Linked DNA regions of Homo sapiens: region 2 is linked to region 1. The links are chromatin loops, found by intact Hi-C in ENCODE. Cell type or tissue: CD14-positive monocyte. All regions are shown on one strand. Links, peaks and the distances in the headings refer to the core of each region. The heading gives the core; the rest is flanking DNA.

What was found. Hi-C counts contacts between places; a loop is a spot of excess contacts. Peaks named below come from ENCODE experiments on the same cell type or tissue, not always from the same donor. Only the 100,000 strongest peaks of a DNase experiment are listed, where the experiment ranks them.
Region 2: a loop joins it to region 1, with 4 times the contacts of the local background. A loop is called at or near these places in 4 of 110 quality-filtered maps.

Annotation. Positions count from the first base shown.
Region 1 is chr15:39,402,488-39,418,816 of GRCh38, forward strand. All of the region lies in intron 1 of LOC105370777 (a long non-coding RNA gene), which reads right to left. Among named protein-coding and RNA genes, the nearest start is that of LINC02915, 160 kb to the left of the region's middle. In CD14-positive monocyte, for the core only: no CTCF peak of the experiment used is centred there; DNase peaks (open chromatin) are centred at 4,634, 9,334, 11,314, 11,914 and 1 weaker place; H3K27ac peaks cover 3,966 bases.
Region 2 is chr15:39,460,021-39,476,349 of GRCh38, forward strand. It overlaps LOC105370783 (a long non-coding RNA gene), which reads left to right and starts at 13,199. Exons shown (of 5, transcript NR_188226.1): 1 at 13,199-13,668. RefSeq lists an enhancer at 8,300-9,417. In CD14-positive monocyte, for the core only: no CTCF peak of the experiment used is centred there; DNase peaks (open chromatin) are centred at 8,511, 8,971 and 12,691; H3K4me3 peaks cover 1,922 bases; H3K27ac peaks cover 2,717 bases.

The DNA.
Region 1 (16,329 bases), core at 4,487-12,486:
ATGTTAAGGAATGTAAATTTTTTCTGGTAGATCAGGAGTCACTGAAGATTTAGGACCCAAAATCTTCAGTGACAGAATCACAGCTGTGATTTAAGGATTCATCTGGCAGCAGCATATAAAATCCTTTGGGAATAAAGATGCCAGGTAAAAGGTAATAAAGTCTTGAACCAAGGGGGCATCCACGGAACTACATGGAACGTTCTTGATTTAGTGTTATCCAGTTGGAAGCACTGTGCAAAGAACTAGAAATGGGAGCCCTCCCATGATAGCTTGGAAAAGATGTCTCTGTTGTCTGCATACTTTGGGGCACATATGAAAAGTGATGAGGGTTTAAAGCCTGGCCATGGATAACATTATGCAGAGGGAAAGTCAGAAAAGAAATGTGTTTCATCAAAGGCTTGAGCATAGAAGGAAAGGTGCTTAAGAAGAGAATAGGGGCAGTAGCGGAAGGGGGAAGACCCAGGAGAATATCGCATTTCAGTAGAAAGGGTTTCCAAAAAAAGTGAACAAGCAATTATGTAAAATGCAGCAGAAAAGTCAAGGAGAATGAATATTGAAAAGGGGTGGGAGGACTTTTAACTTTATAGAAAATTTCAGGAAGCATCCAGAACTGAATTTGAAATCAAAACGTCTGGGCTCAAGATACATAAAATAATTTCTCCCTATGTATTACCTCTACTCCCTCATAATTTCACTATACATGTAGTTCTTTGTGTCCTCTTTGACTATTCTCTTCAGCATAATCTTCCAGTTTCTACATCCACTGCTAATGCTTCCATATTCTTGATATTTAAAAAGCAAGTGCATTGTCATGTCATGATGCCCACAGAAGCCAGAGAGAGTAGGGTCACACCATATATAACTGGGTTACCTAAAGACTTGTCCATTAGCATATATTTAGAAGGGGCTATGGGCATCACAAGCAAAGACTGACTTGTCAAGTTAAAGCTAACATATAACTTCTATAGTTAAATAGCAAAATTTAGCAAGCATTTGGTAATAGGCTCGATTAGCATGGTTTCCATTTTTTTCTAGCAATTGTATACAAAGCACTGAAAAAGAGAAAATGCAAAGAAGAATGTATAGAATAGCACATTTATAGACTAGTGTGTTGGCCTCTTCAGAAATCCAGCATTGTAGAGAAGATATCATCCACAGTACTAAGTTTAAACCACTTAAGCTGAAATTCAAAACCCTACACAATTTGATAACAGCCTACTTCTCTAACATTATCTCTCTCTAGCCATTCAGTCAATAACTCAAATTCCTATAATTCAACAAACAAGCACTTACTCCATTCCAGGCATTGTGCCAATCACTACACTAAGCACCCACAAGCCAGGCTGCTCCCATCTAAAACGTTACTACCCCTACTCCTTTACTGACCAGTCTGTTCTCAGCAGGAAAGCCTTTGCTCTTCTCTGTGCATATTGAAATTCCTCGATTATTGACAGCATACTTGGGAGACAGGAGCAAGGCTGTGCAACCTGACTGCTTTGGATTTAAATCTAGTTCCACCCTTAGGCAGCTGTGTGACCTTGGGCAAGTTACTTAAATGCTTCAATTTCCTCCTCTGTCTTCCTTCGAGGAATGTGATGATTAAACACATATATGAAGCACTTAGAAGAGTGTGTCAAGGTATTTAAAACCATACCAGGAATTTAGCAACTGTTTAATAAATGTTAAAAAGTAGTAGTAGTAGTTGTTGTTGTTGTTGTATTGTGATTCTCAGCTGCAGATGCACCTCCTTCACAATACCCCACACTCATAAATCTAACTCATGGTCCATACTCACATGGTTCTTATCATATGTGTCTTTGCATATGTTTTATATCTGATACATTTTTTTGGAGGCAGGCTATTATGCATTTTTTTTCTTCCCTCAGCACACAGCCACATGCACCACAGTCCCTAATGGTAATAGTAAACTGTGTGAGTGTGTGTGTGTGCGTGTGCATGTGTACATGAATTCAGTGGACCCTAAGGAAAATTCTATGGAAGAGGGACAGTCATGGTTCTTCCATCACCAAGAAACATCAAAGTTTGGGGTCACCAAAATGAAGGAAAGTAGCTATAGCATCTTCTTTGCAATAGGCCTTTAATACTGTGTCTATCCTTCTTACCAGTCTGGATTAGTTTAGATTCATTTCTACTAGAGGGCAGGGAATGAACTAAGTAATTTGTAATTCCACCAGTTCACCCCTTCAGAACACCTCCAGATCATCACAACTCCCAATTTTGCTTTGTTAAATGCAGACCAGCTGGGAACCAGCCCAGGACCCTGTATCCCTGAAGTTAACCCACACTCATATTGCTTGGACCAGCTGGGGCTGGCCTGTTTCTGGTGAGACAAAGAGCCAATAGATGATGGTCTGACATGCCAAGAAGTGATCATAGCTGCTTCAGAGGTCATCAGTAAAGAATGTCAGAAGGAAATGGCCCAAGGCAGTAGAAATGCTTTTGCCCTCTTAGATGGTAGTTTCGCAAGCCAATAGACAAATGACGAGCTGGAGCTGGAAATAGCACAGGACTAGTATTAGTGATAGTACTGGGAAACGGCTTTAGCCTGAGGCTGGACCACATATCTTCCACCCCTTGCTGAGAGGAACCACTGCCTAAAACAGATAAGTTTCCCAACATGACTAACTTGAGTGACTATCTTTTTGCCGCTTTTCCCCTCACGCTGACCAGAAATGAGGCATCAATGAAAGTACACACTTAAGAAAAACCTGCTGTTCTGAGCTGCATCCTCCCTGGGACAAATTCTCTGGGGCAGAAGTAGACACTACCCTCAGTTGAGTGGGCTCACCATTTTCTTCAGCCCCTTCTCAAGCCAGAACCAAGGGAATAGAACCAGCATTCTGTTCACTCCTGAAATCTATGTTAACTCCAGCGCTGGATTATCAATACAAATTAAAGTACAGAATTTGAGGAATTACACATTTTGCTTTAATAAATTGAACTGTGGTGAGATTAGCCCTGCAACATCATTGCATTCACTCATTTTCCTGTCTATATGTCACTGTTTCCCAAGTTTTATTCTACAGAATAGTGCCACGAATTATTAATAGGGAATCCCTGAAAAAAAATAAAAGGTTCCAGGTAAAACAAGTTTGGGAAACATGGTCATATGCTTCCTTGAATGGGAGAGAAAGGAAGAGAATGGCAGCTGCAGTCGAGTCATTGCAGGAGCCCTGGGTTCACCATAGGGTGGGCACCACACACAGGCTAAGACCATCAATGAAATGTGTCGGGAGCCTTGAGGAAGGATGCTTCTTTTTGTGACTTTGGGAGGCCTACAGGAACAACCCCAGCATTCCATATTAAAATGCATGTCCAATGTCATATAAAACCAGTCTAAAAACTCCCACTACATTCTTAAAACTCTTATTTTCTAGAAAATTCCAGAAATATGGATCTCTATTAAAGACAATCTTGAAAGAAGGTTAAAAGTTGCCTGCAAGAGTCCTACAAAGAGCAGGAGCGTACACACTGTGGATGATTCCAGACCACCACCTACCTTCCTGTGGTTCTAACGTATTAGCTCTATAAGCAAGAAGTCAGTCATTAAATCCACAGATTGAGAATGTCCCTTTATTGATTCCAGAAGGGAACCTGAAACACAGGTTAAGTAATAACCTGAAGCATAAAGAATTTATTATCCAGAGCAAGTGCTGACTCTTCTGGATCATATTGGAACGTACTCCCTTCCTGCTCCCTCTTTAATTATCATTTTTAACAAAAATCCAGTAGTTGGCCAAAATTCTCTGCCCAGGCAGGCCCAGAAATGCACTGAGGGGTAGAGGGAGAAGACGACTTTCACCCAAAGGGAACAATGCTCCATCACTCTGCTTCTTCATCACACAGGAATATGATCTAATTTAACATCACAGCTAAAATTCACCTTGATATTTATGTCCCTATCTGGTATCTGTGAGGCTAGGGGAAGGGCAGAGACTTTTAGGCCACAGACAGGAGACTGTTGAGGGGGTTGTAGCCGTAATGTCTGCAGACCTGCATTAATTCACTTTGTTAATTTAACCAGGTAATTGGGCTGTGAGTCCTAAGAGCCAAGTTAGAATTCTGGCTCTGCTACTCATCAGCTGTAACAAAGGGCGATTTCCTTCCCATCTCAGTGCTTCCATTTTCTAATACGTAAAATGAGGTGGTTTGTACTAGATGATCTCGTGGTCTCTTGTGGCTACACTTCTAGCCACTAGACCATGGCTCTATGCAAAGAGGAACCACATCTTTCTTGTTCTGTTGTAAATCTAGCACCAAGTACAATTTCTAGAATATAACAGGCACTGAAATGGGTATTTTTAAGTGTATTAACGCTCAAATAAATAAAATGCTAAGTTCAACCCAAAACATGCAGCTAATTCATATAACGTAAGACAGTGTCCCTCTTTTCCCTCATTTTTGTCTCAGCTTCCTAGATGATACCCCAATTGCCCCCTCACCAGATTTACTTGGCTGGTGCTTTAAGTTCCATTGTCACCTATCAGAGATAATACAAGTCATCTAACTGGACCTTTAGAAAGAACATATGAATAATACAATGTGTCAGATATATTCACTGATGACAACAGAAATCACTGTTGGAAAAGAGCATCATGATAGATGGTGATGACTTGTCATTGGAGGTTCAGAAAGTGAAGAAACATTCTACAAAAAAAACCTGGTTGCTACACAGAGGTTCTCAGCAAGATAAAAATAGGTAGTACTAGCCCAAAGAACATTGCAAAGGTCAGGCATTTGTTTCTATATCTCCAAAGTTCTCTTTCCAGTCTCCTTCCCAAATTCAACAAAAGACTCATCATTTACCATATTTGCATGTTTAAGTCTTTAATCTTGTGCAATTTAAGACATATGTTTAAGGAATTTCAGACAATAGAAAACAGATGGGGAGATTTCTGGCAGGAGAGTTCAGTGAGAGGCAGAGAGGTCTTCATATCCTTAACACCGCACTACGCCTAAAACTGGTTTTAAACCAAAACTACCTATACAAACTTTTCCAGTGCCCTGTGGTCTAGGGGTTGGAGTGCAACAAGAAGTGACAGAATGCTTACGTGAAAGGAACAAGGAGTTGCCTGGCCTGTTTCTATCTTCCTGCTCCTGCATGGCCAGACTCAGGGTGCAGGGCTCCCTCTGACTGAGCCCTTTACCCTTCCTGAGGCCACTATCCCAGTATAGGGCAACCCAATTCCCTCAAAAAGGGTAACGGGCTTTCCTTACAACATTATTCCTTAGGGAAGCTCAGCTTCTAAGGTTCCTGATCATCTAGTTCTCTAGGACTAAACCAATCTGATATGGTGACTCTAGTTTTCTGCACGAGATCCATGGGCTGACCCATAATCTAAAAAAAACCTGAAAGAATATTTGAAATTATGCCTGCATCACAATATTGGGCATGCTCCAACTCAGTAGAAGACCAGGCAGCTTGAAGCATTAGCATGGGGTACAAAAAGCCCCAGGCCTGCTCAAGGAAAAGAAAGCCAAGATCAAGGACAAGAGAACCTTACTGGGAGTAAGATCTAGAATCTGAGTGTGATCATATACATGTTGATGATAACAAAGAAAAAGAACGCAGCATCAGGGAAAATTATTCATGATGAGACAAGTTATTAGTACCAGTGGACTAAACAATGGGGGAAAAAAGTTCTATTTTTTTTCTATAAAAGTAATACTAAATGTAACCATTGCAATACTAAATATAACCATACACCCATCAATGTATGGCCAAATACAACAGAAGTAACGTATATTTTAATGTGACAAAATTGTTAGTTTTATTAAATGACAATGCTAAAATGAACTGCTTATTCTTCTTAGCCTGTAATTTGTGGTTGTCAATTTGTTCCTAAAGTAATAAAAGACAACATTATTGAAAAATCTTGATATTATTTGGTTTGTCTACCTCTATGCAACGCCACATCCTTATCTCCAGGTATTATATGAAATATGTTATGTTATTCTAAATCCCTATCATTTTGTGACTTAAGATTATATTGCTATTTTGAACTGTTTGAGAGTTTTTGAGGGTTTTATAATTTCCACTGGCATGGGCAGTATTGTATTTAAGAAAATGATGTTGTTATCAGGTAAACTTCAGTATGAATATCACTTAAGAAATATTCAAACTTGCACTGTGAGGTATTACTTTACCTCTTTACATCTCAGTGTGCTTTTCTATAAAATGGGTATAATAATTGCTATGATTGAATATACCAACTAATGGTACTACATAAGGGTTGAGACTTATAAAGTCTCATAGTTGGGCAGCCCTTAGATTATCCAAGTGATCATCTAATCATGGTTGTAGAGATCATCTTTTCTTATGTATAGTTTTTAAAAATTAAATACCTTGGATGATAATGCTAAAAAAGGACAAATATGTAACTGGGATATCAGATGTGAGGACTGTTTAGAAGGAAAAAAATGTTTAAATCACTGAATCTACACTGGTCCAAACAAATGGAAATGAGTCCTATTTCTGAAGAACTTAGTCTACCTAGGAGCTCTTTGAATTTATACGAAGTAGTGAGCTTATTAATGTAGTCATGCTGTATCTTAAAGTTACCTTCTATTTTTTCCCAGCTCTGTTTATTATCATAGCTAATGATTCCAGTTCTTTCTTACTGAACCCAACTTCTGCCAGACACAGGGCTTGGTAAGATGGATGGATGGATGGATGGATGGATGGATGGATGGATGGATGGATGGATGGGTAGGTGGATGGGTGGATGGGTAGGTGGGTAGGTGGATGGGTAGGTGGATGGGTGGATGGGTAGGTGGATGGGTGGATGAGTGGGTGGGTGGGTGGATGGGTGGATGGGTGGGTGGGTGGGTGGGTAGCTGGGTGGTTGGATGGATGGGTGGGTGGATGGATGGGTGGGTGGATGGATGGGTGGTTGGATGGATGGGTGGGTGGATGGATGGATGGGTGGGTGGGTGGATGGATGGATAAGTAGATAGACAGATAGATAAAATGATAAATATACATAAAATCTCAGGTAATTTTAAGAACAACCTTTAACATGGTTACTATTAATTTTCCCTCATTTTACATATGATGAAAATGAGGTTTAAAGATGCTAAGAAATATGCCCCAAATCACAAAGCAAGTAAGATATTTCAAACAATAGCAAATAAATGCATCGTTACTTTTGCAAGACAGTGGGATAACAGTATCATCAAGTATCTATGGACTATTATCCCTATAAATAAAACTTGAATCATTAATTCTCCTTCGAAACAAAACTAGAAATCTACTAACCTATCCCATGGCGTAGGATATTCAGTAACATATCTGGAAGGAAAATACAGAAAAGGTCACTACAAGCAATAAAAACTCTAAATAATAGTAGCAGGAATCATAACAACAATGATGATAGCAAGAGGAATTAAGGGAAATAAAGAAGAGCCAGTATTTCCTTAAACATCTGCAAGTGACTTTGTGGAATCTCCTTGAGATTTTTCCAAAAAAGATAGGTAAATGTGAAATAGAGATACTCAACTCCAATGAATGTTATCTAGAATACTTTAGTGAGATCTCACAGCCTACGCAAATGGCACAAGCTATGTTCTCTAATGTGTTTCTCAATTTTGGCAAGTATATGGATGTCTTATGGATATGGTCATCAAAAAGTCATTGTTAATATGACACTAGAATCCTGTGACTACAACAACTCTAGCAACAAATTTTCTTCAGAATAATATCTCTGACTGGTTTATGGCAAGTGATTGGTTTATGACTGCTAAGTCCATCCTGATATGAGCTTAGAAGATGTTTTCCATATTGGTCTTGAAGAAACTTATACTTTCATCAGCAGGGGCCAGGACCTGAAGCTCCTCCAAGATTTTCCCAGTATCACCAGATTCCTAGGTCTATGACTCAGTTACAACATGTTCAATAAATATTGACTACGTGCACATGATTTTCCTATTGCTGTGCTCTCTGCAATGAGGAATGGCAATAAATGAAAACACAGTACCCCATCTGGAAGGAAATGAAATATCATGGATTTGGAGCCATGTGTTAATTATTGCTAACCTTCTCTGGAGTCCCTAGGTTAAGAGGACACTCCAAAGCCTCACAGTGCCCTGGAGCTATCATAGATAGTAACTACGATTCTCAAGTATCTTTTAGGCCCCAGTGCTCCGACCCCAATCGCACAATCCATTTGTATTGGCTCCCATTCCAGTAGGTGCAAAGCTACCTCATTCAAGTTCTTCCCTGCAGATTTCTCCTTTCAAGATGGTTGATTTATCCAGAAGTACAATCTAGCTTTTTCTAGTAAACTATAGGGCAAATAGTATTGTCGCACACTTCTGAGTTGGAAGTGATAAAACCGGAAAGATACAACAGAATAATTGAACGCCTCTTCTTGTATCCCAGCACCACCGGGTCTTCCTCAGCCTATTCCTGGACAGTTTAAACCTCAAGCAAAGGCTTTCTGTGCTCTGACACTCCAGGCTCACTTCTCCTCACGACCTTTAACTTGCTGCTCCCCTGTGCCTGGGGTGCTCCCCCAAAAAACGGCTGTGGCATTCCTTTCCGCACTGCATTCAGATGGCTGCTTAAATACCACCTTTTCAGAAATGCTCCCCTTGGCCACCCTACCTAAAAGATTAAAATCTCACTATCATCCTGACTCCTCTATCTTATTTTTTATCATTTTTAACCCCTTGAAAAAACGTATTTCTCTATTTTCTGTCTCCTCCCAGGTTACACTTGAATGTAACCTCCCTGGCAAGGGGAACTTTGTTTTCTGCAACTGCCCAGTTTCCCAGACCTAGGAAGTACTTCACTGACATATTTCGAGTTAAAACAAAAAAAGAAAACAATGGGTAAGACAGACTTATTTGCTTTTGAGTGCAGAGATCAATTGTCTGAGCAGGGAGGCAAACTTATCTTTAAAAGCTGGCTCTACCTACTAGATTATTCAGGTGGTGTTTTCTTTTTGCCCTGGCATCTTGTACCTTGCTTCTCACTTCCAGGACATATTTAGCCCAGAGCCTCAGGAAGGATTTGGAGAGGGCTTATTACAGGCTAAGATTTAGACCTATGCACATACCCAGACTCAAGATCAGACTTGCGTTAAAACCACAGACACAGAGCAGCCATTGACTCTACCACAATCAAAGTTTGATCATAACATAGAAATGGGAGATTAACTAAGAGGAAGCCAATTAGCCAGGACACTCAACCTCTTGGACCACAGCTGATTTTGAAAGTTAAATGTTTGATGGAATCTTGCTTCCTCATTCTCAATGACCTAAAGCAGAGGCACAGGGAGGTGAAATGGTTTGCCCAACATCCCACAGTGTATCAGCAAAAGCGATGGGCTTGGAAACCACCAGGTTTCCATTTCCTGTCTATGACCACACTAAGAGTGAGAATCCTCAAGAGGCATGCAGAGTAAGCTCAAGCACTGATGGTAAGGTAGGAGGAAGGAATCACACACACAAACTCACACTTTCTCTCATTCTCTCTCTCACACACACACCCCACATACTACTGATAAATGTGGGCTTCATTAAGTTGCCCTTCCCAAGTTGTCTATAAAATTGCATAAATATCAAATCTTTTCCTTGAAAATTTCCTGGATGAATGTGTTCTTTCCTCTATAAACTTGCTGAAGGCTTAGCTATTTCTCTAATCTTTGAGTATATCATTTCAGTTCTTGCCAGCATGAAACTATCTCGAGGGAGCACTGAAAGGAGCTAAGTCTCTTGCATTTCAACTTTCCACAATCCAAAGTCAACCCAGATTATTACAAGTTTTCTCACATCCTTCACTTCCCCCAGAGAGAACTATCTTTTGAGGAACCTATTTCATCTATGACAAATAAATGATCTGAAGTTTTATAACGCCCCTCAAAGAGCAAGTTTAGGCTTTGAGCACTTCAACAATCAGAAGAATAAAACAACCTAACAAGAGATGCAAAAGACCTGGAAACAAGTGGCAAAGGCAGATTAATAATATAATTTCTACCATCTTATTTCTTTTTGTCCTTTCTCTCACTACCTGGTTAATCTCTTATTAATAGTTCTCCATCAAATATCTCCCCTCGCCCTTTCAATATCTTCAAACTCCAATCTGATGCACAAAGCTAACAGTATAATCCTTCAGCTGATATTGGTGGACCCTTTACATCCAGTTATAATCAGTACTCCTCACTGTGATAGTTAAGGATCCTCACAGTCTGGGCCCACTCTATTGTGGTGGTCCCTAAGAGGAAGGGGAGGTGCATTGTGCCTGCATCCAGGGTACATTTTTGTCATGACTCCAGGTATGCTAGTGGTATTGGCAGTATCTAATAAATAAAGAGCAGAGATGCTGCTAAATATCCTACAATGCATGAGACAGCCCCCTGCCACAAAGAATTGACCAGTCTCAGTACTGCTGAGGCTAAGGAATCCTGTTCTGCAGGCTTCGCTCCACTCCTTTGTGGTTGTGTAGTTTTGTTTTGTTTTGTTTTTTCGATTGACTCTTTAATAGATGATTTGCAATCCCCTATACCTAGACATTGTTTATGAGTTCAAACCCTTGGACATCATCCTTGCCCCTCTTCTACCTGGAAGCCTTAGACCCTTTCTTTAGCTGGCAGACCCCTGCCTTTACTTTAAGGCCCATCTTCTCCTTGAAAGCTTCCTGGATGGATGTGCTCCTTGCTTTCTAAATTTACTGAGTGCTTTGCTAGTCCTCTCTTATGACATTTATCACCATTATCTGGAATTACGTACTACAGGCTCTAAGAAAGTAAAACTCTTGTTTGTTCAAGGTTATATGGCCAGTACCTTCGAAGAGTGGAATATAGCAAGTGCTAACGAATACTTGTTGATCAAATGAGGATTTATCTGTGATGTAAACTCACAACTCTCCTATCAAAGTTCCCTGGAACTGGAAACATCTTTAGCTCTTCTCTGAATCATGTATCACTTCTTCCTAGAAGGTGCTTAATGAACAATGCTTATATGTCTAAATATTTAAATGAATACACATAGAGTATAATAGAAATATTAAGTAAATATGTAAATACAAAAATACATATATTACATATTAAGTAAATACACAAATAAGGCTTGGCCTGTAGAAATTCAAGTCCTAGGCAACAGTTCACCCATCTCAATTTTCAATTACTTCTAAGAATCATGTCACAAGTATGTTTCAATGTCTGACAGTTCCTCATTTTTAAAAAGAACACCAAAATGAGCATTTAAATGTTAATTGCTCATCTGGAGAGCACATGAAACAGAAAACACGCAAAGACAGGATGTGTTGCTAGTTGTGCCTGAGTAGAAACTAATATACTGCCCTGAAACACTGACTTCAGCTTCTAGTGACACATCACAAACCTGTTGCAACACAAAGTGCAGGCTAAACATAACCAAATTATAATGACAATATTTAAGAATAGAGAGAATTGACTGGGAGACAACAGTAAACTTGGGGCCCTAGTGGAAATTCAACTTTACAGCTAATTTTTATCTAATGTGCTGCAGTTTGTCAAAATTTTCTTGTAGCCCGTATTCAGTGAAGATGGAGAAGAGCCCCAATTCTGGGGAATAAGTCTATATATTTTTGTATAGCAATTCATACTCCCTCATCTTTTTTGCCAGACACACTGATTCCTTCATTTTTATCTTTTATCATAGGTGTTGTTTTCTGCTTTATAGTCATCCTTCCATATAATTCCTAATATTTTCACAAATTGCATACATAGAGAAACAAACAGCATTTTAATTAGCACTCACCTTGCTAAGCCCGTTACATGCATTATCTCATTTAATTCTTAAGAGAGCCCTAAAACACAGGTATGATTATTATTCCGTGTTCACATTAGGAAATTGAGGCTTGGAAAATTTAAGGAACTTGCCCCATGTCACACAGCTTAAATGACTCAGAGGTTTTGTATGCTGCGAGCGGCTTCTGTGACAGTTTTTAAATGTCTTTGAATTCATCAAGCTTCTAGTAATTATTTATTGGGCACCAGTAAAGACTCAGGCTTTGTGATGGCTTTGGAGAGAAAGTGGAAAGCAATAAGGCATGTGGTCTTTCCTCTCAGGAAGCTGACAGCTACTGGACAAGGTAGATGTTAATCAAATTCTCATAATGACCCTAAATGTACAAACTGTTTCTTGATGCACAAGAAACAGAGGCTCTGAAAATATGTAATCGAAGAACCTAGCTATAACTTTGAAGTTAGGAAAGGCTTGGAGTGGTTAGGAATTAATGATTAATGCAGAATTCAGAGGCACAGAAGATGGGAAACATCTCAGAAAGAATGAGCAGCACCTGCAGAGGCCACGGCAGGCAGGAGTGTGGCACAGTCAACAAACACAGAGGGACCTCGAGAGGGAGTGCAGGATGAGGGCAGGTGGGGCCAGATTGAGTTGGGTTCCCTAGACACAGACTCTGAGACAAGGACTGGGTTCAAGTATAGTTTAATTAGCAGATGATTTCAGAGAGCTCAGTGAGGGAGGAGGAAAGTGAGAAAAGACAGGAGGACAGCAACAGTGGATTTCCACCTGAGCAACTGGGCCTCAGTCCCGCTAGGACTTCTGAGATCCCATGTAAAACATACTTCAGAGTTGTCTCACTGAGGGACAAGAAAGGTGGGCCACTCATCCCCAAGCCCCAGGCTCAGGGGTGCTCCTGGAGACCCCAGTGTGCCTCCTGGGAGAGAGCATGCCAGGGCAGGAGCTCTCTGCATGTGGGGGAACTGCCACACATGTCGTGAGGCTGGAGCATGGTCAGCCTGTGCTACAGGACTTAGGCAACTCCACCCTAAGAGTGATGGGGAGCTATGCAGCAACCTCACCTGGGGCGAGGCTGTATCCTGATCAGATTTAGGTTTGGAACATTGCAATGTGGACAGCAGATTGGAGGGAGGGAAGGGCGGATGTCAAGAGGCAGCTAGAAGTTACCAGAGGCAGGACCAGCTGCATAACATGTAAAGACCAGTGCAAAGCAAAATGAAAGGACCCTTGCTCACAAAGAAGGATAAAAGTGCGTTTAAAGGTAGGAAAACATTAAGTTTATTCCTTTCTCCTGTGCTAATGGGTCCTGTGGTTTTTAAATTGCTACTGAGTATTACGCTCTCTTGGGCACAGGGATACTCCTGGGGTGAGTGCAGATTCTCACTGGCACTCAGGAGGGAGTACCACCCTGTGACAAAGCCCAACTGCTCCAGGGTCAGCCACCAGCTTGAAATTCCCTGCCCCAGCTGGAAGTGGGGAAGTTGAGCCAGGTGTCTGCCCTTCCCATGGGCCTGCCACCCCAACCCACAGGAGAGGGGAACTCACAAAGAATTGTAACCTCCACATTAGGAAGTAAATCTGGGATGTGCAAGAAGCACACCCCTGCTGAGTCATGTGCTAAATGTGCCATGGCATTGCCAGTCCCTGGCAGGGATGGTCATCACCATTTTCAGTCCCAAGAACCCACACCCAACCCCAACCCTCCTCACACCTGTGGCCAGGTACCTGTTAGAGGCAGGAGGCGGCAGCAGCCATCGAGGTGGGCAAGAGGAGACCAGATGTAGCCTGGGGCACCAGGAACCAGGGAGTGGGTAGCCAAGAACCCTCAAGGGAAGCAGAGAGGCAGCAGGAGATGGAACAGTGTATGAGCCAAGGCACATGGTCCCATCACTCTCCTCTTACAAAATGTAAGTTCAGAGATAAAATTGGCATTAAGCAGTGCAAGACAGCTCATGCAGAGCATAAAATCCCAAGTTGAGGGTCCTTTGGAGTAAGGGTCCCTGTATGACTGCACTGGTCACATGCTTATCACGTTGGTCATGGGTCCAGGACAGAAAGGACAGTAACTTGGTCTAGCGTCTAAGATATGAAGAAATAAGCCAACCTGAAAAATGTTTGGGAGCTAAAATGACTTCAAATCATGGATTTCATATGAATGGGTATGATGGAGCAAGATGGGGAAATACAGGAGGATGCCTGTGTGTCCATGGAGGCATGCTACCAGATGTCCCTTCAAGAAAGAGCTTGCTATTTGGCTGCAGGAAGTGCAGTTAGCTGATAAGCTCCAGCCATTAGCACCTTCAGGATTTGCTTCAGCTTTTGTGCTCAAGCTACACTTTCCCCAGGCAGCTGTTAGCCAATGACCGCACACAGCAGGGATATTAGCGCCCATTCCTTTCTACCTAAGGCAGGACTCCTGTAATCGTTTTCTCTGGAGCCCCCTTTTGGGTTTCCCTAGACTTTGTCAGATCTGCATTATAGTTTGAGACTCCCGATTCTTAGTCCTACTTCCTCCCCCTTTTCCTTCCACAGGTATGATATTCGCATGGGTCTCTGAAGACATCCCCTGCTCAATCCTGTGTTCTTCCCCTTTCATAGGCATTATCCCTCCACTCCATAAACCTCTAGCTCCATCTCAGCATTTTCTTCCCAGGGAATCCAGCTGACACAGTGTCAAAGACATGTCCGAGTTATCTGTTTGGTGCATCTGCATGGACTGATCGGGGATACTAAGAAACAGCAGGTTTATTGTGCCTCAGTTATATCACCTAGCACCTTTGCAAAGCACTATGCTTGCTTCATTGGAGAATGTAGACTAAGATCACTGTTCCTCAAGAAGGCTATCATCTAGATGGGAAGACAAGGCTCAAGACAAATGAGCAGATGGCTTTTCCAAAGACCTGAAGAGAATTCTTTGCAAGAGATAAAAACCTCCAGATGTTTAGGCAGACCACACCTCAAAGATGACACAGCAAGTTTTCTCTGCCAACCTAGATATAACTTCTAGATTGTATGTGTGTGTATGTGTGTGTGTGTATCTGATGAATTTGTATAACTTCTCAACTCTGTGAAAGGTTAGTATTTCATAAGCCACCAAGAAACCTACCTTGACTTCCAGAAGAGTCTAAAACAGCCTCCAACACTATGTCCAAGAGGTTGCTAAATCTGTATTTTCAACAGGTCCCCAGAGAGTGGGTATGAACTGGGCTTTGGTGTGGGCCTGCAAAACAGGCCTAGCTATCCTTCCTAAAGGCCCAAATGCCCTGCTCCACCAAGCCTGGCTGGGCTAATTTGGAAAGTTACTCACGAGGACTTGCCTGTTTGATCCAAGGATGACATCAAAGGATTGATGCTCCATCTGTCAGCTCTCACTTTTATCTATTTGCTCTTTATTTAAAGCAACCATTTATAAACAGAGGCTTATGGAATTAATAAACTCCAAAAAAGATGATCATTCACTATATCTCTGCCAGGTGTTACAATAGAACAAAGAGAAGTGTTGAATCAAATGCCAAGCTTTGTAATACTTAATTCGGAAAGCAGAGTTTTCCCGGAATGACCCCCACTTTGGACAGAACCCCTACTGCACACTCATCCTATCTTTGGCAATTCAGCAACAATGTATTTTCCATCTTGTGGAGAGCCAGAATGCTGTTGGAGCAGTGGGATGTGCACTCAGCCTTTCTGCACATGGGGACCTGATCCAACCATCCGCACGTGACCACATGTTCTCTGAGGAGCTATTGTGCATTGGCATTGAAACATTTCAAACATTTCAGATCATGGGCGCTTCTTGGCAATGGTCCTTAGTAGTCTAAATAGGCAGATTAAAGAACTAGATAGCAGCCAATTGCCTTGCAGGTTTTGTATAAACTATTCATAACAAAAGTGTTGGAGGGAAGAAATTTTCTTTACTTCTCTCCCAGGTGAATTGAGGGAGGACCAGGGAGAAGCAAAGCTGCCTGTCCCTGGGTCTTCACTCTCACCTGTGTTTCCATCTGACCGATGAAGGCAAGCAGAGCAGACATGAAGGAGGGGTACATGCGGTGGATGGGTCCGCGCCTAGAGAAATCTCAACCACAGGTGGACTAAAACGGACATATCAGAAGGCTATGAACCATGATCACACACGGAATTCTAGAGAATCTAAGTCTATAGGATTGTATCTTTTATTCTTTCTTTCTTTTTGGCATGGGGTTGGGGTGTGCATTTATTTTATTTTTTATTTTATTTATACTTTTTATTTTTCCATAAGTTATTGGGGTACAGGTGATATTTGGTTACATAAGTTCTTTAGTGGTGATTTGCAATATTTTGGTGGACCCATCACCTGAGCAGTATACACAGCACCCTAGTTGAAGTCTTTTATCCCTTGCCCCCTCCTATCCCTTTCCCCAAATCCCCAAAGTCCATTGTATCATTCCTATGCCCTTGCGTCCTCATAGCTTAGCTCCCATATATCAGTGAGAACATACGATGTTTGGTTTTCCATTCCTGAGTTACTTCACTTAGAATAATAGTCTCCAGTCTCATCCAGGTCACTGCAAATGCTGTTGATTC
Region 2 (16,329 bases), core at 5,138-13,137, 58 kb after region 1:
TGGGGAGGGACGTAAACCTTCAGTCCGTAGCACTAATTGCCAATATCAAACAAGATCTCATTTTGTTCAATTCATTTTAATGAAAAGTTCATCTTTATTGTCATAAACTAACCAAAATGCAATTTGTTCTGCTGTAGCCATGGAGAGAACCCAAAAATAATACAGGGAGTAAAGGCCACATCATTGCCCCTCTGAAGCACACAGCTAATGATGACTACAATGGCCATACTGATCCTAACAGCACTGACGATGTGTGGGGCACGCTTCTAAGCCATAAGTTATTGCTACATCCATCTCATTGGCCTCAAAGCCAAAGGAGGTCCCTTGATAACCTATGAACACCTGTCTGAGAATTTTGTGGCTTCTCATGTGGGGGAAGGGATGGCTGAGGGTGCACTGTGTATAGGATGGTGATCCAAGCATGGGCTGTAGGTCCAAATGGCCTAGGTTTCACCATGTGACAAAAGCCAAGTCACTTAGCCCCTTTGTCCATCTCTAAAAAGCACCAACCTGGGGTTCATGTGAGGATTAAATACAAATTTAAATGATTAAAGAGCTTAAAACAGGCCCTGGCACGTAGTAAGTGTTCAGTAAACCTTTACTAGGATGATCATGATGAGCACATAAATGTTCGGGTCACTGTCATTAGATACTTCCGCCTAATTAATCTTCCTCAGACCCAGCACACCATGGAACTGCGATGGAAGCGTGCAAATGGAGATGAAGGATCACTCATACCACTATGCTGAGCAAGTCATTGTAAAAGGAACAGAAGGTGTCCTTTTTCCTAGCTTGTTAGTTCCCTTATACCACACAAAGGAAAGAGCTTGAAGACAGATGCGGAGGTTAAAAACACTCTGCCCCACAAAGGCTCTCTCTCTCTCACACACACACACACACGCACGCACGCGCGCACACACACACACACCCTGTCTCTTCCTCTCATAAATCACCACTAGTTCACTCCCTCATTCCTACATCTGTACCCAGAGAGCCTCCAGCCCTCCATACAAGACAGGGATTTCCAGACTCTAGTCCTTAAGCTTGGTCAAATGAGCAGACCCAGCTCCAAGAATAAAGGGATAACAGGGGATCTCTTTCCCGTCCAACACTCCATTGGAAAGAGCTACAGTGATCTCACACTAGTTACCTTAAGAAGCATGCCACTGCGCTATGGTGGGCATTGTATTTTCTGGAGACACCACTCACCCCTGTGTTGGCTCTATATAAGGAAAGGCTATTCCTCTTCTGAGTGTGGCTTTGCTCTCAATGTGTTCCCGATGCACCCTGGCTGAGGATGACTCCCCTGCCATCTCAGATGTTTGCATGGTGTCGGGGAGAGGAATGCGTTCATTCTCAGTTCATTCTACCTCATCTCTGATTCTCACAAAAACTATGTCCCTGAGGAGGAAATGAAGGCATAGAGAAGGTAAGTGACTCCATTAAGGTTACACAGCCTATCGTAATCCAGATAAGCTAAATCTTTTGTTCTCTCCACCATGTTTCCTGCCTGCCTGATGTTTAGGATAAAAGCAGAATTCATCAACTCTTACATAAACACATAAAGACTGATGCTATAAAGCCTGGTTGCTCCAAAGAGTTGGCTTCCCTTGACGGATACAGCCTTTACTTACTGAATTGCTAGCAGAGAAGAAAGACATGAAGAGTCCAAGCTTCAGAAGTCATCCAGCAGCTGTTCAGATCTCTTGGCAAAATACCAAGAAGCCTGGTCTGCATAATTCTCTCTCAAAGAGGCAACACCAAAATGCTTGTCCCCAACTTCATTCTGAAGACTAATTTGTCAACTTCAACACAACAGCTCTTTCCCAAGACTTATCCCTATTCCTAGTTTCATGAGTCAAAACTTTGGGCTCCTTAACCCTGAAGAGAACCTTGTTCTTCTCACTGCCTTCCCACGGGTTGGGCTGAGGCCAGTGGAAAATGCAGTAGCCAGTGGAACATCCCTAGTGACCTTGAGCTCCTTGTCTTGGCTCTGAAATAAACTCTGCTCCACTTTTTTCTTTCCTGTTTGATTTCCTTAGAATTTATTTTTAAAATATACACACAGTAAAATTAGCTCTTTTTACTGTACAGCTGTGTGTTTTGGCAAATGCCTAGAGACAGGTAGCCACCACCACCACCAGGATACAGAACATTTCCTTCACCCCTAGAAAGCTCCCTCATGATTCCCTCTTGTAGTCAAACCCTCCCCTCACTCTCAAGCCCTGCCAACCACCAGTTCGCTGTTTCTACAATTTTGCCTGCTCTAGAATGTCATGTACATGGAATTATACAGTATGAAGTTTGAGTCTGGCTGCTTTCATGTGACACAAAGCAGTAGAGATTCATCCAAGCTGTTTTGCATATGACTAGTTCATCTTTTTTATTGCAGAGTAGTATGCTACTGTATGAACGTACCACAGTTTCTTTATCCATTCTCAAGTTATAGAACATTTGGGTGGTTTTGCATCTGGGGGTGATTATAAAAAAAGCTTCTGTAGACATTTGCATACAAGTTTAATGTAAATCCATTTTTATTTCTTTTGGACAAGCACTTAAGAGTGAGATTGATGGGTCATATAGTTGGTGTATATTTAATTTTATAAGAAACCACCAAACTGTTTTTTCACAGTGGCTGCATAATTTTGCATTTCTACCAGCAATACGTGAGAGTTCCGGATGCTCCACATCCTCACCACTTTTTGGTATTGTCAGAAATTTTTTTCTCTTTTGTCTTCTAGCCTTTCCCTGAGAAGAGGCACAGTCATGAAGCTGCTTATCCAAAGATACTCCTGTGGAAGGGGTGGGGCTCCACAGACCCACAGGAAGGCTGTAGGCTTGGCAAGCTCATAGCAGATCAGAGGGTCAGGAATATGAGTGCTGTCTGTCTAGCCTCAGCCAAAAAGAGCCATGACCCACCATGAGTCATGAAAGAAAATGTCTAGGTTTGAAACTTTCTAAAAATATGAAGTTAGGAATATTACCTTATATATCCTTATATTTCCCTATACCTAATGCCATGTCTAAACTTACAGCTGAGTGAATGCCTTCACTTGGTTCTCCTGGATTTCATATATTTTCCAGATCATGAGGAAAGCCCCACATACAGGAAATGCACAAACTGACTATTTCAGCTGCAGGGATGGTCCCTAGTGCCAAGGTATATTCTATGTGCAGCTGGAGCCAAGGTTGAAAGGCCTAGAATGATAAGACACAGTCTAAAACAGCAGCTCCAAACTTTTGGAAAAGTCATTAACCCCTCTGAGAATCCTGAAGAAACTCTGGACTCTCTCATCAGAAAAAAAATGAAGAAATAATATACCAAAGAAAAAGTTACATTCATCCACAGACCACTACTACTACCCAGAAGGAGCCCTGGCTCTAATAAGCAGGCAGTCATTTCTGTGAATATTTTGCTCTTTCATGGGGAGGAAAGGGACCTGAGGACTGCTTACTAGTGAGGCCAGGGAGATACTTGTACCAGTATGCTAAGACTGTCCTAACAAATTACCACAGCCTAGGTGGCTTAAACAATAGAAATTCATTTTCTCACAATTCCGGAGGCTAGAAGTCCGAGAGGAAGGTATTATAGTTTGTTTTGTCTGAGGCCTCTCTCCTTGGCTTGTAGATGCCATCTTCCTCCAGTATCTACACACTGTCTCCCTTCTGTGTGTCTCTGTGTCCTAATTTCCTCTTCCTACAAGAACATCAGTCATGTTGAATAAGGGCCTACTCATATGACCCCATTTTACTCCAATTACCTCTCCCAGCCCTCATCTCCAAATAGAGTGACATTCTGAGGTACTGGAGATTAAGACTTTTTGGACTTCAACAAGTGAATGTGATGCAGGCACAAGTCAGCACATAATATCGATTCTTGCAGTTTCTTAGAAGACTAAAGCTGTAGAACTTAAGACTTCAGAAATTCTAACAGTCCCACCACTGAATGTATTTCTAAAGGAAATGAAATTAGTATGTCAGAGGTATCTATACTTCCATGTTCACTGCAGCACTATTCACAATAGCCAAGACATGGAATCAACCCAAGTGCCCATCAGCAGATGAACGGATAAAGAAAATGTGCAATAGATACACACTGGAATACTATTCAGCCTTAAAAAGGAAGGAAATCCTGTCGTATCATAGATTCACCTGCAGAACATTAAGTGAAATAAGTCAAGCACAGAAAGACAAATATCACATGATCTCACCTAAATGCGGAATCTTAAAAAAAAAAAAAAAAGAAAAGTCAAACTCACAGAAAAGGAGAGAAAAGTTGTGGTTACCACAGGCTGGGTTTTGAGGAATTAAGAAGATGCTGGCCAACAGATACCAAATTTTTGTTAGACAGTAGAAAGTTCAAGAGATCTGTTGTACATCAACGTTGACAACAGTAAACAACTTCATGTATACTTGAAAATTGCTTAGATTTTCAGTACTCTCACCACGAAAAAGGGTAAGTATGTAAGGTGAGGCATATGTAAAATAGCTTGATTTAGCCATTCTACCATGTGTACATAGATCAAAACATGTTGTACACCATAAACACACAACTTTTACTTGTCAATTTGAAAAGTTAAACTAGAAGTTGTGTAAAGTCTGTCTAATAAACACAGACAGTGCTTATAATGTATAGGCACTCTGCTTAGGTGCTTTATAATAATCAAACCTTTAATTTTCATTTTTTAAAAACTATGAATTAGGCACTATTTCTTATTTTCCCCCTTTTAAAGATGACAAAACAGAGTAAGGGGGCCAGGATTAGGACCCAAGCTCCCTGCCCGCAAGAGCTCATCTTCATATCCAGTACTCTAAACTGCCTCTCCCTAAGCAATAGGCTCTTCTTTGCTGCCTTTCTTGACAAGGAAAAGTGAAGAACTAAACAACCATCCAAGCTATCTATTCAATGCAGATTCAAAAAACATCGCTAGGAGATTCAAACACAGTTCTTCAGTGCAATTTTTTTCCTTTCCAACTACTTGTAACCTTGCTAATTGCTTAACCTTCCTCAAATGTCTTACTCAAAACCAGTGTCTCCCTATAGATCAAATCTAAACCGGGCAGGCTGGCTTTTAGGCTTCTACCTTACCTTCCTTCCCTTTCACCATCTGTACCAGACATCTATTGCTGTATAACAAATTATCCCCAAAACCTGGCAGCATAAAAAATAAACGTTTATTTTCTCCCACAGTTTTTCTGAGATTCAGGAATCTGGGAGCAGCTTAGCTGGATGGTTCTGGTTCTCTGTCAAGAGGTTGCAATCAAGAGGTCAGCCAGGGCTGCAGTCATCTGAAAGCTTGACTGAGGCTGGAGGATCTGCTTCCAAAATGACTCATTCAAACAGCTATTGGCAAGGGGTCTCTATCCCTTCCCTCATGGCCCCCTTTATATGCTGTTTGAGTATCCTCACAACATGATAGCTGGAGCTCACCTCTCTAGAGCAAGTGATGAGACAGAGAGAGAGACAGGCGGAGACAGACAGGCAGAGAGAGACAGGCGGAGAGAGAACAAGAGAGAGACAGAAAGCAAATGGGACCAAAGACACAATGCCTTTTTACGACCTAGTGTCTGAATCATATCTTCACTTCCATCTTATTCACTGGAAGCAAGTCATTATGTCAGCCCTGATTTAAAGGGAGAGGAACTAAGCTCCACCTGTTGAAAGGAGCAGTATTGAAGAATTTGTGGACATGATTTTTTAAAAAATCACCACACCATCTAACCTTATTTCCCACAATTACCCCAATATACACAGCAGCAAAACCATGTTGCCATAGAAATTAGCACTGGTTCAGGAGACCCAATTCTATGCCTGTGACCTTGGGGACTGCACTGCACCTATCTGATCTTCGGTTTTCTCCTGGAGGGTGAAGGGTTGGATTTGGAGGGTCTAGAAGCTTTTCCCTCTGACTCCTGTGGTCTGTAGCTCTAAGAGGGCAGTGAACTAGTTTGTTTGGGCCTCCTCTCATTGGCTACACCCACGCTTCCTTTCTAGCTGTGGCTTGGAGGGCCTACTCCAACTCTTTCTCCTCCCACTCATCTCTTTCTCTTCAAAATCCCAATCAACTCAGGTCATGTGAGCCTCAAGTAAAAACAAAAAAAAAAATCCTTGTTTGTAAATGTTAAACAGCCTCGCCTTGCTCTTTCCTGTGGCTGACATGTGCAAATTTTGTCTCCCCATGGGCCAAAGATGCTGCAGGCTGGAGCTATTTTTCCCACCTCTTTGATGCCTGCCCGTGTTTTCAGTGAACAGAGTTTAGAGAAATTATTTGCCAAATAATATCAGGCTCAACTACTCTGTCCCTCAGGGTTCCTTCAAACAGAGGAGCTCAAACCCTCAGCATTGTGTCCCTGCAGCCAGCATTCTCAAGGGAAGAGATCATCTTCACTTAACTGCCAATGACAAGGGGCTTAGTTTCTAATTTTTAATCTTTTCCAAATGTCTTGTTAAAATTAAACCATAAACTAAAGAAATCCCTCCCCAGATTAGGAAACCAAATGGGAAATGTGGCCATTTGGCATGAAACTGTCAAACATTTTCAGCACACATACATCCCAACCCATTGGATGAGACAGCCTGCGTCACAGGCCAAGAGGCCGTGGCCCCACACATATCTCTGCAACTGCATTCAGAAGCCCTGACCTTGGGCCACTGCTCAGGCCTCCATCCTCACAGACGCTCTGAGGCGGCAGCTGGAAGGGTCAGGCCCAGTCATGCTCTGGATGGGCCATGTCTCTGCGACTGCAGCTTTCAGAGCCACCTCTAGGCCTGGCTCAATTTTAGGGCCACAGGAGACTCGCTCTCTCTGCTCCAGAATCTGTCTTCAGAGTAAAGCCCGAATTTTAAATTGGGCTTTGTTAGGGAAGCAGCAGAAATAAGTCTCGAATGAAAGAAGAAACAGGTCCTCTGAGGAGAATCTCAAATCATTAATCCTGGGGAAATGAAGCTAGAAAATGATTCCAGAAATATTACGAATCCTAGGCTTATTCAAGTTGTTTATTTCATAGCAGAAAAAGATGCTGCTCAGGCAAAATTCTAAATTCAGCTGCTTTTCCTCCCTCATCTGATTCTCTTGCCTCCTTCCCTGGGCCTGGGCCTGGGCCTCTGTGTGTCCTGGTCCCAGGTCCTCGCTTCCCATCTGCTCTTTCCTACCTTCTTTGGAAAGACTAAAGTGCCTGGCCTACACAGAAGCGCTGAGTTCAAATGGTGACTCTAAAGCTAAGATCCTCATAACCCGAAGGATTGAATGACAAACAATGGCATTTCCAGCACCAAAACAGGGGTCAGGACAGACATTTGGTTTAGAAAGCCACCTTTACTCCTAACTCTACCCTCCTGTTCCTGCTCCCAGAGCCCCCCTGCTGGGGGATGTGACCCACAACAGCCCCCTCCCCAGCCTGGTCCCTAAGAAATGCACATGGCACAAGTCAGCAGGCCAGCTGGCCATCCCAATCAGGGAGCAAACCAGAGGCCTAAACTAGAGCAGGGATTTCTAACATAGAGTGCCAGACCTCATGGGATCCATGGATGGAACTGAGGAGGGCTACAAACCCGGATGAAAAAAAATATCTAGGCCAGGTGCGATGGCTCACGCCTGTAATCCCAGCACTTTGGGAGGCCGAGGTGCGCAGATCACCTGAGGTCAGGAATTTGACACCAGCTTGGCCTACATGGTGAAACCCCATCTCTACTAAAAATACAAAAATTAGCCAGGGGTGGTGGTGTGTACCTGTAGTCCCAGCTACTTGGGAGACAGAGGCAGGAAAATCACTTGAACCTAGGAGGCTGAGGCAGGAGAATCGCTTGAAGCTAGAAGGCGGAGGTTGCAGTTAGCCAAGATCACACCACTGCACTCCAGCCTAGGCAACAAAGTGAGACTCTGTCTCAAAATAATAATATCTATTACACTTTTTTCCCCACTAATGTCTACCTGAAATTTAGCATTTCTCTTTCCATGATGAGCGTAGGCGTGCACCTTAGTAGTATTAGTAGTCCTTGTGACTTTATCACCAATAAAAATTATAGGTATTTTCACATTACATTACAGTTGCCACAGAAATTTCCAGATATCATGTTTCTGTATCATTATTTTGAAATTAGAATAGTTACAAGATCCACTGAAAGATCTTGCTATTTCATGCATTAATGAAGAGGTACTTATATTACATATTACATTTTTTAATTTCAACAACTATATTTCAATAAAATTATTATTTGTAATGCTATGTACATTATTTTAATGTTTTTAAAAATCTTTCTAAGTAGGCCACTATAGACCTCTCCAACATCAGAGAGTCCACAGCACAAAGAAGATTAAGAACCTTTCAATTACAGGTATATATGGATTTACTTATCTCCCGACCTTCACCATTGGGCCGCATAATCCCCACTGGTAGAGTCAAACCTGCCTTAAACATGTTCCAAAGGAAAGAAGAGAAGTTCAAGAGTTCATCAGTGCAGCACAAGTTGATCTTGTTGCAAGTTCCGTTTTTGCCTTGAATTATGGATTTCCTGTAACTGGATTGCTGCCTGGTCCCACAGTTCCTCTGTGACTCAGACCTTGCCTTGTACCCCAGCCTCTGGGCCCCTTCTCTGAGAAACCTAAAAGACGTCCCATAAGTTCATATTTCCAAGGTTTCTAGCTCAATGAATTGGGAGATGTTTGTGCTGACCCTGTTTTCTTCTACAGAAAGCCCTAATGCTGAATGGCCGCCAGGAGACAGTTCATGAGATATTGCAGGTTGAATTATACATAAAATGAGAGCAGTCCCTTCCTGTGCAAAACCCCAATCTCCATTCCATCAGGAAGAATTTTTTAGTTGATCACGTTCACAGGAGCACTGGTCTTCACCACATTTAGTCCAAGGCTCCCAAAGGCACTGGAGTTGTGTGCAGTAGAGGAGCTAATGAGACGCCATGTCTTCTTTCTCAACGTATGCTTGAGAAATGGATTAATGTAATTCCTAGAGGGCAAGACTAGAAGAGCTGTAAAATGACCTCATTTCTTTTTTAAATGTGAATGTGGCCCTCAATGATCAAGACTGAGAATATTACAAAATCAACCATAAGCATACCACAGAAGAAAAGGAAACTAAATAACTCTGTGACCAGATAAACAATCTGGAACTTAAAACAACAAAAAGAGTTGTCCACCAAGGAAAAGTTCTTGCTTTCCAAATATGAAGATTTTCTTCTGAGGAACCACCAGTTTGGAAGGGCTTACCTATAAAAAAACTAAGGCTTCTTCTCACCACCATTTTATTAAAGCTGTGAAGAGCCTTGAGGAAATATGGGGCCTGGATGAAGACAAAGGGAGAATATTCAAGTATAATGCTCAACACAAGACCTGTTCAAGTCACAAAGAAGACTTCTCAGACCTTCAGTCCTCCCTGATACCTTCTCCAGATGTCACACTGTCGCCAGGTTAATGTACTTGAGTATTGAGAAATAAGAAAACGTGCATTGCTTTTATTTACTTCACTGTAAAAAAATTAGCTCACATTGTAATAGAAATGGCTCTAAGTTCTTTCCTATAGAGCCCATACAGATATTAAGACTTCAAGCCATGCTAACACTTAAAACCTGGGGGTTACTACAGAGTTACTTGATTTATTTCCATGGGCATACTAAAATTAGTCAATATAGAATTAGAACACACCATGCTAGACATTTTGGACTTACATGAGGTCCCTCCTTAGCTCCCACTTCCTCAGTAATGTTGATCCTACAAAGAAACCATTTCTAAATTCATCTTTAAACAACATGCTATCAAATACTACTGAAATGAGGTTTGGGCTCCTCGGAGTAGTACATTTCCTTGGTTTTCATCTTCTCCACAGGGGCTACTTACATGGAAACCAAATTGTTTCCCCAGAGATAGCCCCTTTTCTTTTCTCCAAGTACCACACTGTTGAATATGGCTGGGGTAGGGAACATTAAATGTAGCGAAACATGGTAATGAATTAACCCTTCATCCTGAAGGGTTTCCAGGAAATAAACATGAATTCAGCCATGAAAAAAAAGAGTATAAAAGTCAATTATATTTCAATGGCTTCCAAATAATAAAATATATTTTTAAGAACAAGTCAAACCTAACATGATGGCTCACACCTGCAATCCTAGTGACCCAAGAGGTTGAGGTAAGAGGATACCTCTGGCTTCTCCTAAACTTAGAAAATAAGTAGATTAAGGAAAAGAAGGAAATAACTAAATCTGCTCTCCCATGTGGCCTTCTAGCTCCTGCCCTATCTTTTTACCCTCACATGCTCATCTACTGGTCCACCTCCCACTCACTCATCAGCCCACTGGCATCTGACCTCTATCACTACTACTTCACCTAAAGCACCATTGCCAGGATGCACATGGTCCCTTTATGTAGAGTCCACAGGAGACTTCAGTCAGTATCTTACTGGATCTCTATCCTGCATTACACACATCCTTGAAACCCTGTCTTCTCCGTTATCCAGCACTCCACATCTCCCCATTCTTCCCCTCCTTCTCTGGTTGCTCCTTCTGTCTCCTCCAGCTGTTTCTCTCCCCTTGCCCAGCTTTGAGGTGCTGCATTCCTCAGAGATCTTGTTCCACTTCTTATTCACCTCTTGGTGGGTGAATCACATCACGTAAATTACCAACTCTATGTTGACAACTTCCAAATCTCTATTTACAGGCGGTATTTCTGCAGTTTCAAATCTGAATATCCAACCATGTAGTCAACATCTCCACTTGGTTTCACAGACATCTCAGGCTCAGCATGTCCAGAGTGAATTTACTCTTTCCCCTAAGCCTGCTCCTCTCCTTGTACCCCCTGTCCTTCTATGCTCCTCAGTAAATGGCACCACCATATAACTGGTTGCTCAAATTAGAAAAATTGACGCCATCCATGTCTTCTTTCTGTTCTTCAGTCTATCTAGCCAATAAATTACCAGGTCCTACTGATTCTATCTGCTAAATAATATTTTTGATCCATCACTTCTTTCTATTCGCCTTGCAAAGTGAGACCACCATCATCTCCACTGATTTATGGCAATGAACTCCAAATCTCTTCCCAGTGTCCAGACTTAAGGCCCTCCAACCGTTCTCTACATTGCCACCAGATTAATCTTTCAGAAATGAAGTGCTGACCTTCCCCTAAATAAACACATTCTAAACCCTTCATATATAGCCAAGGACAATGGCTCAAAACTGTAACCCCAGCACTTCGAGAGGCTGAGATAGAATGATTGCTTGAGGCCAGGAGTGCAAGACAAGCCTAGGCAACATAGCAAGACCCCATCTTGACCAGAAAAAAAATTAATTAGGCAGGCATGGCAGTGCACACCTATAGTCTTAGCTTTGAGAGGCCAAGACAGGAGGACCCCTTGAATCCAGGAGGTTGAGGCTTCAGTAAGCTATGATCATGACACTGCCTTCCAGCCTGAGTGGCAGAGCAAGATCCTGTCTTAAAAAAAAAGAATCTTTCATATCTTCCCCAGTGCTAGAAGCTCAACACATCAATAGCTAAAAGAAGTTACAAGGCAAATTTACAAAGTTTCTGCCAGGTGGGATTTGTTTTTGTTTTCAATATATTGCTTGGGTTCCGTTTTATGATTATCAGACATCAAGCCTTTTACTACTAAAAAGCTGATGACCAATATTTTGTCATAGATCTTTTTAAGGAAAACAACAACATATTTTCTCACTATACCAAAGAAGGTCTGTCATAAACTCTATTCAGAAACAACATGAATACTATAGTAATAGGGAAATATTCCAAGAGTTGGAGAAAAAGTATTTCTCTCCCAGACCTCTAAAACTAAGATTCAGAATTATTTCTGTCTTCAGATCTTAGACATTAGTGAGAACAAGAAGCAATGTCTCTTAACTGTGCATGCTGCCAGCTGATGGCTGAAAAGGAAAAGATTTAGGCCTGTCCCTATGGATATCATCAGAGAATCCAGTTCAGACATTCCCAGGCAGCGTGCAAGCATGGAGGTTTGAGGACTAGCTTACAGGCATGTGGTCTTGGACCAACCTCAGAAGCAAATTATTTATCAAAGTAAAGCACATTAGGATGACCATAGTTAACAATAATTTACTGTGTATTTCAAAATAACTGAAAGAATTAGAATGTTTCCAACACAAAGGAATGATAAATGTTTGATGTGAGAGATATCCCAATTACCTTGATTTGATCATTACATGTTGTATGCTTATATCAAAATATCACATGTACCCCATAAATATGTACAACAATTATGTATCCATGACTACAAATAAAAAAAAATCTAAAGAAAGGAATCTTTAGCTATCTCAACATCAAAAAGAAAAAAGCTGAGGTTTTCAAGAATGTGTGCACACGTGCAGTGTGTATGTGCATGTTTGTGATTTATTGAGGGCTAAAAAGAGAGCTGATATTCCCTCTATATACACTAAACTTATAACCACTCTCACCTCTAACCTAGGACCAACACTACACAACACACACACATCCCACTCATATATTCATACAAAGTGTACTGAGTCCATCTGATGAACTAATCTAATGATAGATTTGATATCTAATCCTCACAACTACATTGCAAGGTATATACTATTTTCTCTACTTTATAGAAGATGAAACTGAGCCCCTGAAGGCCTAAGGTCCGGCAACATGTAATAAAAGGAAGCTAGAATTGGAACCCTGGTGTGTTCAATTCCGAAACCAGCCCTTCTTCCACTACTCCTTCCTCAAAAGGCCTTCTAAGTCGTCACTCTCCTAGCACTGGTTACAAGAAATGTCGGTGGGAGTGGTTGTTTTACGATAAACCACTCTGATAAAAAAAATGCTCCAATGATTATTTTTGAGATGTCAGAGCTGAAAATGTACAGATTTCACTGGACGAAGAACCTGCCAAGTGGTGATTGCACAACCAAAGCACTGCAAGGAACCAAGGAGGCCAAATGTGTGTTGGAAAAATCACAGATGTCATCTGGGAATGCTCAGAGCCTTGGGCTTTCACGCTGAGACAGACTCGCTTCCACCGGAACCTCAGCCTTTTAAGGCTAAATCAAGGCCGTGACTTCCTCAGCTGAATCAACCTGACACTGTTCCCTGAGCTCACTGGGATCCTATTGGCAGAGCGTCAGCCCCGTCATGGAAAGAATGCCTCCACCAGGGAGGACTGGGTTAGTCCCCATCCTGAACTGGATCATAAACACCCACCTTGTCATAAAGCTGCTGTGAGTCTTACAATGGGAAGATGGGGGAGGCAGCACACTGGGGTCAGGAGTGGAGATACTTAGGCTCCCCAGAGAAATTAGTCACAAGTCTTATCCCTTCATCTCCATTTACAGCCATTTATTTGGGAGCAACATACTTTAAATGAGTGATAAACAAAATGTCTCCCCACAGCCCCCACCCCAGCATGTGTTCTGAAGTTCACAGGAAGGCTTCTCCTCATTTGCTTTGGGGCCCGCAGGCTGCCTGCTAACAGCTGGGTCTTCCCATGAACAAATTAGACAGTTAATGTTCCAGGATGAAGAGGGCTTCGGGGAACAGAATCTGCCGTTTATTTGACTTGCTTCATTAGACACAGTGCCATCATACCAAAATTAGAAAAAAGAAGGAACTCAGCGGAAATCAGCTACACAAGAAGAACCTCTCAGTTCTGAGAATTCACATTAACCAGTGATTAAGAAATATTAAAAAGGTATGAGCCTGTGAAGTTGAACATACAAGAATGCTTTAGAAAATGGAATGTTCACACTGTTGCCAAGTGACGTTCCTTCTAAGTATTGATTACTCTCTACAGATTATGGAAAATATTTGTCTGAGCTCTTATTTCAACTGCTCCATTCTCAGCTAGTGAGGAGAGTAAGATGTAGTGAGGCATGTGTTCAGAACTTTCTCCCAGAGGTAAATTACTGATGCATGACTTTTAAGGTGCTAGGAGAGGTAAGGAAACTTTTATAAAGGTCCCAGTGGCCTTCTAAGAGGAAAGGGACGGCAAGTGTTTAATGGAAAGTCATCAGGGTAGATTTAGGTGACCCCAGTCAAGGCCCAAGAAGGAACTACTGGCTTCTTTAAAAACAACAACAATAACAACCATAATATCATAGGTAGAAAGAGATTGGACTAGAGGGCAGGCCTGTACACCAAGACGGACCTCTGAGAATGAGTAGTAAGTGGTTCTGATTCTCTGAGGCCAAAACTGTCAGGACTGGTACTGACCCAGCCCTACTGGACACAAGTTTGCTCCCTAGAGAAGGGAGATATAGGGGAACCAAATGCAACACAGGCCAACTTTTGAAAGCTGCATTCTTGGGTCAGGAAATAGGGAAGAACTACTGTGGCTAGGGGGCTGCTGAGAAAAGGTGCTCTGCTACCCCTCCCTCCATTGCCATGAAGGGTTAACCCATTTAATTTGCATTTTCCTGAGTAAGAGGCTTGACACCAGCTCTCCCACTTGGCAGCCTGGTATTGCATTGTAAAGCAACCAGCTTCAGGGATGTTTATGGCATCTTCTAGCTTCATGGAGTGTGGTAGCCATGAAAATAAGCCACATAGACTTCCTCCTATAGAAGGTAGAATTAATCCAGGGTCCCAACTGCTGTATTTTAAGTCTGTTGCTGTGTTTGTACCTTGACCTCACTTTCCAAGGCTGCTGCTGGCCAATGATGTGGTATTGTGAGGGGACCCCCTCCTCTGAGAAGCTGGGCTCCTTCTTTAGCTGACTCTGGCACACGGACTCCCCAGTGGCTTTGCTGGAGCTTCCTTCCACTGAGCGGCAGTCTAGCATTCTAAGTTTCCACCCAGTCTTCTCTCAGTCTCCCCTTCACTCAGGGTCAGGCTAACACTGTGATCTGACTGCTAGCCCGGCCTTCTCCACCTCCCTTGCTGTGTCATTTCACATAGGCATTTCCCCTAATAAATTCCTGGAATACTTACTAGTATCTTGATATCTGCTTTGGAGGACCCTAACAAGGCAGAATGGTTGAACTGTGTCTGCTGGGGCAAAGAGGAAGAGGCTCAGATTATTCCCTAGATATAAATTAGTACTCCTGAAGGTTTCTTAAGATTATCATAAGTATGGAAGCCAGAGAGCACTGTAGAGGAGTTCAAGTTGATTAATTGCATCTGTGATATACATATATATGTGTGTGTGTGTGTATATAGTATATATATGTGTGTGTTTATGTATTTTTATATGTATGTTTATATGTGTGTGTTTGTGTATATGTGTGTTTGTGTATATGTGTGTGTGTATATATATATTTTATATATATGTATATATAAATAGAGAGAGTGTCCACTATACAAGTCTAGACCAGAAAGGAAACATCAAGTGAAAGGCCTACTCCCATAGCAGGAGGAAAAATGGGAGCAGATAACACATACCTGGAAGCAGGCTAATGTCTTAGCCATGGTGATCTCCTAAATGCAATGGGCATCCATTCATAGTATCCCCCTGTGACCTACAAGCACTGCTTGATTTCTATATGTGGTGAGAGTTGAGGAATTTCCTCCAGATCCCGTTGGCTGGATCCTACACTTCCAGTGGCCTGAAAAAGTTCTCCAGATGCTGCTGCATTGACCACTAGTCCTTGAGCCTTGCACATTCTGCCTGGCTCAACTAGGAGTAGAATGAGATAGTTCTTCTAGAGAGAAAGACAATCTCAGAGATACTCACTTTCCACTAAGTGCCCCATTTACATATAACTGATAACATAAATTTTAATCCATCAGGTATTCATCATGGGCAAAGCATTTTACGTTCATTCATTTCATTCATCCATTTACTCATTCAACTCATTTATTGAGCTTCTACTACATGCCAGCAGTCCCCAAGGAGCTATACATAGAGCAGCAAACAAGGCTGAAACAACCTAGTTCTTATGAAAGTTTATATTCTACTGGGGAAGAAAACAGAAAGAAAAAAAAAGCACACAGAGATATATGTTTTGGGTAATGATATATACTGTAAAGAAAACTAAAACAGCAGAGTAAGGTGCTAGGAAGTTATGGGCAGACAGGGAGAGTCTATTTTATGAAGAATAGGCAGGGAAAGCCCTTCTGAGGAAGAAATACTAGCAGAGATCTAAAGGAATTGAGGAGTTCGCTGTGTAATAGTCAAAGCTGTGAACAGTGCATTTAATCTCCTTTAATCGACACAACAAATCCATGAAGCAGAAGGCATCTTCCTCCTATTATGAAGAACTTGAAAATCAGAAAGTTTAGACATTCAACTGGATCTCAAGCAGAAGCTCATGTTGTTAACCATTATGCCTTGCCATCACGGTGGATTCCAGAATTTTCCCACTTTCTAAAATCAAAGAGAAAACCTGGCTTCTGTTTTTGCTGGCACCCTTTG